Linked DNA regions of Mus musculus: region 1 is linked to region 2. The links are chromatin contacts, found by POLR2A ChIA-PET in ENCODE. All regions are on one chromosome and are shown on one strand. The core of a region is the stretch at or near the end of the contact, and the rest is flanking DNA. Distances in the headings are between cores, read along the strand shown. Region 1 holds the start of 2700081O15Rik (RIKEN cDNA 2700081O15 gene). Region 2 holds the start of Otub1 (OTU domain, ubiquitin aldehyde binding 1).

Evidence for each region. ChIA-PET counts read pairs that join two places held with the same protein, here RNA polymerase II (POLR2A).
Region 1: POLR2A ChIA-PET joins it to region 2 with 22 read pairs in Patski. The contact joins the promoter of 2700081O15Rik here to the promoter of Otub1 in region 2. POLR2A ChIA-PET finds 5 or more read pairs at or near these places in 4 of 5 experiments (Patski and embryonic stem cell).

Annotation. Positions count from the first base shown.
Region 1 is chr19:7,416,204-7,420,450 of GRCm38, reverse strand. 2700081O15Rik (RIKEN cDNA 2700081O15 gene) reads right to left here and starts at 2,826. Exons shown (of 5, transcript NM_175381.6): 1 at 2,534-2,826; 2 at 1-384. The coding sequence starts at 2,672.
Region 2 is chr19:7,203,962-7,208,127 of GRCm38, reverse strand. It overlaps Otub1 (OTU domain, ubiquitin aldehyde binding 1), which reads left to right and starts at 1,844. Exons shown (of 7, transcript NM_134150.2): 1 at 1,844-1,926; 2 at 3,677-3,738; 3 at 3,972-4,070. The coding sequence starts at 1,869.

The DNA of each region.
Region 1 (4,247 bases), core at 1,577-4,076, 210 kb before region 2:
CCCCCAGCCCCAGATGGGCGTCCCAGCTGTTGCTGATCACTTCCTTCTCCCTGGGACTCCAGTGCAGGGAGTAGGGGTGTTTCTGGCGAATGTGCCTCTTGATGGTGCTGAGCTTGAGGGTGGCCAGGGAGCTGCCACACACCATACACACCATGCCATGCCGGGAGGGGATGAAGTCCATCAGGTACTCCAGCCGCCAGTGGTCGTGGTAATAGCGCCGGTGGTCCCTGCCGGGGATGCGACTCTTTCCAGGCCTCGAGGCCCGAGCCTCACAATGATCTGAGTATTTCCTGCCTGAAGATGCTGGTCCCCTGGCCCTGGAGGAGGGTAGGGGGGTACTCCCCCAGGACCCTAAGGCACCCCCTTCCAGCTGAAGAGCTTGTCCTGAAGAAGGGAAAAGGGAGACAGGCTCTCAATTTCCTATTTCCAGAGAAAGGACCTAGGGCTTTGATTTGGAAGCATGAAAAGGGGGCAGGGGAGGTTAGGGCAAGAGAGGGGTGGCAAGAGCAATGAAAGGGAAGTGGGTGATGAGGGGGTTGGAACACCCACACAGAGAGCAGGGACCCAGCTGGAGAACAAAGAGATGTGGGCACTGGGCTAGCTTGCTGAAGACTTTAAAACCAAGGTGAAGGCCACGGAGTTTAAGGAGGGATAAAGCCAGAAGCTCAGCAGGCTGGGCAGTTACAGCCAGAATACAGCAAGCAGTAGGGAGAGGGGAACAATAGGGGGTATTTGTCTGCACCCAGATCTGTGCACAACACCCACCCACCTGAGGCCCCTCCAGGAGGGCACCCACCAAAGGTTATCTCCCTTTCCCAATATGCCATCCTGTAAATAGCAGTTTAAGGATGAGGTAGGAACTGTCAGGTCTTCCACTGGAGGGACACCTAAGATACAGCTGTCAACACCTCCAGGGAAAGGAGTTTCTCGGACCTGGACTTCCCCAGAGTCTGGGAGGCACAATGACCCGAAAAGAGGAGGTCGGAGGGCCAGCAGAGTGACTACCGACTGCTCTTCAGACTGGGGAGCAGCCACCACCCATCACACCCATTAAGTCGTTCTAGTTTATCTCATTTGTGCTAGCAGGGATGTGGTTGCTGCCAGCCCTCCCAACAGTGTGCACTTCTGGGGCCTCTCCAACCATTAGTGTTCTTTCACTTTGTCAAAGACACCCAGAGCCCTCCTTGCAGTGCTGGCTGACCATTTTTTATTTAGAAAACTGTCTCCTGGCCACAAAGACGAAACAAGCAGACTCTGGCATTCTCTCAGTACAGAATCCCAGAGTCAGACAAACAAATGACAGGATCAGAGAGGGCTCTTGTCCTCGTGTGGAGTTGTTTGGTTTTTTGGTTTTTTGGGTGTTTTTTGTTTGGTTGGTTGGTTGGTTTGGGGGTGGTTTTTTTGTCTGTTTTGGTTTGAAGGTTTTGTTTGTTTGTCTTCCATTACTTTTTTTTAAGGTAGAGGTATAGAAAAAACATTAGATTCAAGATCTGGCTTCACTGGTGCCTTGCCCAGTGACCTTTGGTAGGTCAGTCACATCCGCTCTCTGGGCCTATACGCCTTTGTCTGCAAATGCACTGACTGAATAGCTAGCATCCTACTAAGCATCTTTCCAGTGCAGGACCACTGTTAAATCTAAGGCAGACTGGCCCTTTAAGAGCAGAAAGAAGAAAAAAATAAAAGAAAGAAAGAAAGAAAAAGGAGGAGCTGAGATTTTTTTCAAAAAAATAAAAAGGGGGGGTGGGGGGCGGGGGCTTATAGGGAGAGGAGCTCAAAGAGTAGAGAGCACTCTCCCTAGTACGGATGGAACCTCCGCTGATCTAAAGGCAATGAACCTTACAGAAGGGAGACAAAAAAAAGCAGTTGGTTTTAAGGGCCAACTAGGGCCGGCAGGTCTTGGTACAGCTGACAAACTGGGGCCAAAATCGATTCTGAAACGCGACAACGCACGGGTGGGGCATCCACCTTCGTGTGCGAACCCATCCCTCACTAAGACCTTCCCGACGTGGGGTATGACAGACGGGGGCCCCCAGGACGCAGGCTGCGCTTTGTTTCTCGTAGCGTAACCGTGAAGGGAAGAGTTCACGTCTCCAGCAAGGCCACGCAGAAAGGGATGGCATAACCGAGAACAGCGGAATCCCGAGCTATGCTACTCTGGGGAAAGCCTCAGAAAGGGACAGAGGGACTGGGAAGCCTTTAAAAGACAGACCACCTGGGAGTGTGAAAGAGAAAGGGCGGGAGCCGCAAGTTCCAGCACCTCGACTCCCACGTCGCTGCCCCCCCCCCCAAAAAACGAGCAACGCGGGGCCCTTTAAGGAGCAGGGATCCGCCCCAGCCCGGCGGGCAGACCCCGCCACGGGCAGGGAGCGCCCCGCGGGCCTTGTAGCTGCTCTCTGCGCCCACCAGGTGGCGCCCCGAGCCGCCCTGCGCTCGTCCCCCGCTTTGTTCGGCGGCCGAGAGGGGCCCGGAGCCGCAGCCCTCCCCTCCCCCACGCCGGGGCCCCCCACCCCCGGTCGTCGGCCCCAGATCTTACCGCCGTCGTCCTCCTCGGGCTCCGTGCCGCCGCTCGCTGCGGTGGGCGGCAGCCGTCGGCCCCGTGCCGAGGTCACTGCGGGCCCGGGGCCGCCCCTGCCGCCGCCGCTCCGGCTCCGGTGGTCCCCGCCGGGCTCCATGCGCTGCGCTGCGGAGCGGGGGCCCCGGGGCGGCGGGGCGCGGGGCCGCGGAGCCAGCGGCGGCGCACGCGGGGCGCTCGGTGCGCGGGGCCCCCGGGCGCGGGGCGCATTCACGGGCGGCCGGCCGCACGGACGGCTGACTGCTCGCTCGGCAGCGCGGGCTGGACCGGGGTGGGGATTCCTGTCTGGGGCCCCTGGGGCTCCTTTAAGGGCTCCTGGGTAAATTTAAAGGGGCCGCGCGCAATTTCCTCCTGCCAGCTCGCGGGGGGCTGGTGCGGGGAAAGCGGGAGGTGGCAAGTCCGCAACGGGCGCTTGTTACGGACGCGGGGAGCACGGTCCTCAGCGCCCTCGTGGGTCCGCCCTGCCGCGTCCGCAGCTGCAGCTCCGGCTGGTAAAGAGTCGCCGAGGTGACCAGGGGCGCCCGTGTCCAGTCCGCTGCGACGCGCTTCAGCCACCGCCCCCTCGGGGCATCTCCGAGCGCGGCTCTCCGCAGCCCGCTAGCAGGGGACCGCCCGGTGCGGCGGCACCGTTCCCCTCTCCGGGGTGCCTCGTCCTCCCGCAGGAGCTGGGCGCGGGCCCCAAGCAGACGCGCCTGGCAGGGGCCCCAGATGGCCGCGGCCCCGCGGAGAGGGTGGAGCCGTGGGGGCTGCCGCGCCCCCTCCCGCGGGAGCCTGGGGCTAGCGCTGGCAGCTCTGGCTTCTACCGGGGAGGGGCGGCGGGGCGAGGTTTCCCTGGAGCCGGCCAGAGTGAGGGCGGCGGCCGCGAAAGCGCAAGCCGGGAAGAGGGGCGCGCAGAGGAGTGTAAGAGAGCTAGCACGCTGCGCCTGGCCAGCCGGCGTTCCGAAACAGAGGTGGCCCTGGGCTGGAAGCCGGAAAGAGAGGGAGACTGCGGCGGTGATTCAGGCTCCTGCCCCCGCAGGCCTATAGGTACCGGGTGAGGCACTCCGCTCAGCCCCGGGCTCCTGCACAGGACGAAGGTGCAAAGAAGGGACTGGGATCCTGGTGATGGGCAGCTGGAGATTCGCATCCCTAGGCTGGAAAACCCTGGGGCGAATTCTGGCTTCGGCCGAGGGACACCTTCAGGTCTCAGGCTCCCGGTAAGCCTGGAGAAGGAACCTCGAAAGGTTGTAGGGTCGAGGCAACCTGGGGTCCTGCCAGGGCCAGCTGGAGAAACAGGTCCTCCCTTAGCCTTTGGTTAGTCGTCCACAACAAAGCAGAGGCCTGGAGATCCAAATTACAGGATGCCAGAGACCATGAGGGTCTAGAAGTGGGTTTTATTCCCTCCCTGTCGGGGAGGCACACCACAGTCAAAGAAGGCACCATTCATGGAGTCATTCTCACACTTAACACCTACTATGTGCTACAAGAGCTGACACTCTGGACATGCAGCAGTGAACAAGATTGCTACTAATGCGGGTAACTTAGACATCCTCAGTTTATAAAAAGGAAACAGTTTCAGCCCCTTGGGAGTAAGGAAACTATTAAATTACCCGACCCACAGGAAACCATTCTCCGAAGTGTATATGCCAAGAGGACAAGAGTCACTGGTGGAAATCACACACACACACATACACAC
Region 2 (4,166 bases), core at 595-3,094:
GCTTCCAATTTCTCACTATAGAAGGTCTTTCCATGACCACAGTCCATTAGCACTCATGGGACTGCCAGGTTGAGTGGCTTACAACTATTGTTAACTCCACCTATATCCTTCGATGCCCGCTTCTAGCTTTCCCAGGGACCAGTCTTTCATGTGGTACATATATATACACAGATAAATCTTCAAAATATATATAAATAAAGGAGGTGGGCTGGCAAGATGGCTCAATGGGTAAAGTGTTTGCCACACAAATCTGACAACCTTTGTTCCATCTCCAGGACCCATGTAAAAGTGGAGAGAATGGGTTTTATAAAATTGTGCTCTTTCACACAAGCACTTTGGCACACACAGCCTTCCACACACTATAGACACAATAATAAAAATTTTAACAAAGGAATGATAGCTGATGACAAAGGACACGATTTCTTTTTGGCTCCTTCCCCCCTTTTATTTTTTCTGTTTTTGTTGTTTTTTGAACAGGGTTTCTTTGTATAGCAATCCCCCCTTTTGTTTTTATTTATTTATTTATTTTGATACAGGGTTTCTCTATGTAGTCTGTGAGTCTGAAACTCACTGTGTAGACCAGGCTGACCTCTACTCAGAGATCCACATGCCTCCCTAGTGCTGGAATTACCATGCCTAGTCTGTACTTGATTTTTCTAAAATTTTTTTGGTTTTTCAAGACAGGGTTTCTCTGTGTAGCCCTGGCTGTCCTGGAGCTCACTCTGTAGACCAGGCTGGCCTCGAACTCAGAAATCCTCCTGCCTCTGCCTCCCAAGTGCTGGGATTAAAGACATGGGTCACCACAGCCCGGCCTGATTTTTCTAAATCTTTAAGAGTGCTTTCCACCCTGGCCTCCAGTTACCTGGACTGGTAGACCGACCATACAGGAGCTGGAGTTGGGACTAGTAAGGACAGAGAACTGATATTCTGGAGGGTAAAAGGAATCTGTGTGGCTCAGTGATGGCTATAGCCAGGCTACCAAGAAGTAAATGCCTTTTCCTGCAAACGCTCTGGTGTTTGCTTTTCAGGGTACACAGGGCCTGCAAATGGGAATGTCCATTTCTCAGAATGGAGACATAACTCAAAGAAAATGGGTAGCTTCGGCAAAAATTAGCAAAGATGGCCACTTTTTGGCTCAGGTTTTGTTTGGTTTGGTCTGGTCTGTTTGAGACAGGGTCTCTTGTAGCCAAGCCTTGCCTGAAACTCCACGATTACCTTGAACGCCGGATCCTCCATTCTTTCTCCACCTTTCACATGTTCGGATTATGGACTCAAATTCTTGCTTTTAAGTGGCTCTGCTTTCTCAAATACGAGGACATATAGCCTAAAGTTAGGTCGAGGGTTTTGGTTTTGGTATCAAGGGAAGATGCTCCCCGTGCTGGAAACAGGTCTTTACAGCTTTAGAGAACAGGCTCAGTGGTGAGAGGCGAGAGGCCGCGAAGGCTCCGAAGGGCGTCAGGAGGTTGTCACCACTTCCTGTCTCGAGGTGGCTCTGCGCTCCGCACTGCAGCTACCGTCCTGTACCTTGAAAGTACGCGCAGCTGGGATTAACCTTCTAGTGACTTTAATTCCATCTTGTTCCTTATCTTAGTTACACAACCTGCGTTTCAAACTTCAGTATACAGAAAACAGAAATGACTCGAGGAGGTCCTTAGCCCCGCAGGACCTTTGGGAAAGTGGAATGTGGAAGCGCGCGTGGCGTCCCCCCAAGCTCTCCAGGGCAGCAGGAGCAGCCCAGGCCCTGACGACTGCCAAAGGGAGCCTGTTGCTAGGGGCGTTGCGAAGGAGGGGCCACAAGGAGGGGCTCCCTTCCGGGAGGAGGGCAATTAATAACCCGGAAGCGATCGCCAGTGCGGCGCTGTTTAAAGATGGCGGCGGAGGAACCTCAGCAGCAGAAGCAGGAGCCACTGGGTAGCGACTCCGAAGGTACGAACGGAGGGAAGGATGTCCTTCCCGGGCTAGCGGGGGCAATCCACGGCCCGCCGTTCCCGAGGAACTCGGGGAGTCAGGGCCCTGGGGAGTAGGCGCAGCGTGCGACCGAGCCCTTCCCCGCGTCTCCTCCCCTCCCCCTCACAATGGAAGCAGGGCCGCGGCGACCCCCGGCCGGGCGGGGCGGCCGGGGCCGGGGCTCGGCCTCTCGCGCACGCCTGGGGCGGGGCCTGGGCCGCCCCGCCTCCGCCGGTCCCGTGGCCTCGGCCGGCTCCCACAGTCAGCCCGCCGGAGACCTAGCAGTCAAGCCGAGGCCTAGGCCGGGGCCGAGCTGCTGAAAGGCGTTGAGGAACGCCGGGCTTCCAAGGACGAAGTCCCTGCTGGGCCGTTCGGGATGCCATTGGCGGCTCTTTGCCTTAGAGCTTGTGCTGGCCTTACAGCACCTTTGAGCGGATCCAGGCATTGTTTTCCTAGATTCTTGGTCTTTAAAAAAAGACAGAAACCAGTCACACCTTCTCCCTGTCTCCCGAGAACTTGAGCTCTAGGGGTTGAGTAAGTCTGTTGAGTGGGAGGGACAGTCCTGTTGTAGGACATGGTGGGAAGCTCAGCTGAGAACCTAGGATAACCAGGCCCCAAAGGATTGGCTTTAAAAAGCCAGTCATACTCGCACACCCTACTCTAACTCCACACTATATTCTAGAGGTTGAGGACTAGGAAACCCAGATACGCAGAAAGAAATTGTTCTCCATCACATCTAAGAAGGATCCAAGACTAGAAACTCCTACAATAGCTGCTTAGAGTCCTCAGAACGAACGTCCCGAATCCGTGGATGACTCTAGAGAGTGCTTAGGTAGTAGTTGCTGCTGGCAGGATCCCAGCATATTTTGATGATGGGAGCAAGGTGATGGCATTAATCCATTCTAGAGGTGAGGGGAGAGGACTTTGGCAAGTGACATGTCCAAGAGCTCAGACTGGAATTTTACAAATGTGGACTTGACCTTGGACAAGATGGAGTTACCTCTGGTTTTTGTTTTTTGTTTTTTAATTTGGAAAATGAACAATACAGGGGACCACAGAAGGACAAAGGGCGTGTCTCAGTAAAGTGCATGCTTACAGGATGCACTCATTCTTCCTAGGGCTCCACCCCTTCATCCTGCTTTCTCCCAGAGCTCCCTTCCCCAGAGCATTCCCTAGATGCTACACAGTGCTTTTAGAAGGCAGGGAGGAAGGAATATCGGGGCTGCAAGAGAGCTTTGGGGGTGATCTTTACTTGTCATTTTACTTATTTATTTATATTTATATTTACTTATTTCTTGAGGTTGCTAGGGCTTCACACCTGCAGGACAAATATATCTTTACCACTGGGTCTCAAGCCCAGCCCTATTTTTTTTTTCTTCCAAGATAAAGGCTTGCTATATTTCCAGAGCTGATCTCTAACTCCTAGGCTTCTTAATCCTGCTCTGGTCTGTAATTGCTCCCTTGTTTACTTTTATTTTTTTAGAGATTAGCTATATAGACTTGTGGTCTTCCTGCCTCAGCCTCCCAAATGACACCACACTTAGCTACTTTCTCCAAAAGATGAGGAAATGAGAACTCAAAGAAGGAAGAACTTTGCTAAGAATACACAGTGGGGTGTAAGGCATAGGGTTCCAGATTCCAGACCTGTTCTGCCAAAGCTGCCTGCCATAGAGATAGCCAGACCCCATAGGAACCCTTGGTTGGCACTTCTTTTTTCTCCTTTTTCTAGGTGTTAACTGTTTGGCCTATGATGAAGCCATTATGGCTCAGCAGGACCGAATTCAGCAAGAGGTGAGGTGCCGAAGAAAGTTGGGGAGGGAGTAGCTGAGGGCTTTGTGGTGGGGATGCATAGTCAGGGCCTGAGACCTAGTGTCTGTTTTGAAGCCCTCCCCTCTCGAGTCTCTCAAGTCTCTGAGTCTACTTTAGGCACTCTATGCTTTTGTGGGGTTGCTGTGCTGCTGGATGGCCACCACCCCGTTTGTAGGTGTTAGGCGTGGCTTCCTCAGTCTCCTGCCTCCCTGCAGATTGCTGTGCAGAATCCTCTGGTGTCAGAGCGGCTGGAACTCTCAGTCCTGTACAAGGAGTATGCTGAGGATGACAACATCTACCAACAGAAGATCAAGGTGGGATCCTGGCCAGAGGGGCAGGAGGGAGCCTGTTTCAGCCCTGCTTCTTGTCAGGCCTAATGTCTGAGAGGGTCGGGTGTTGGGCGGGGACAC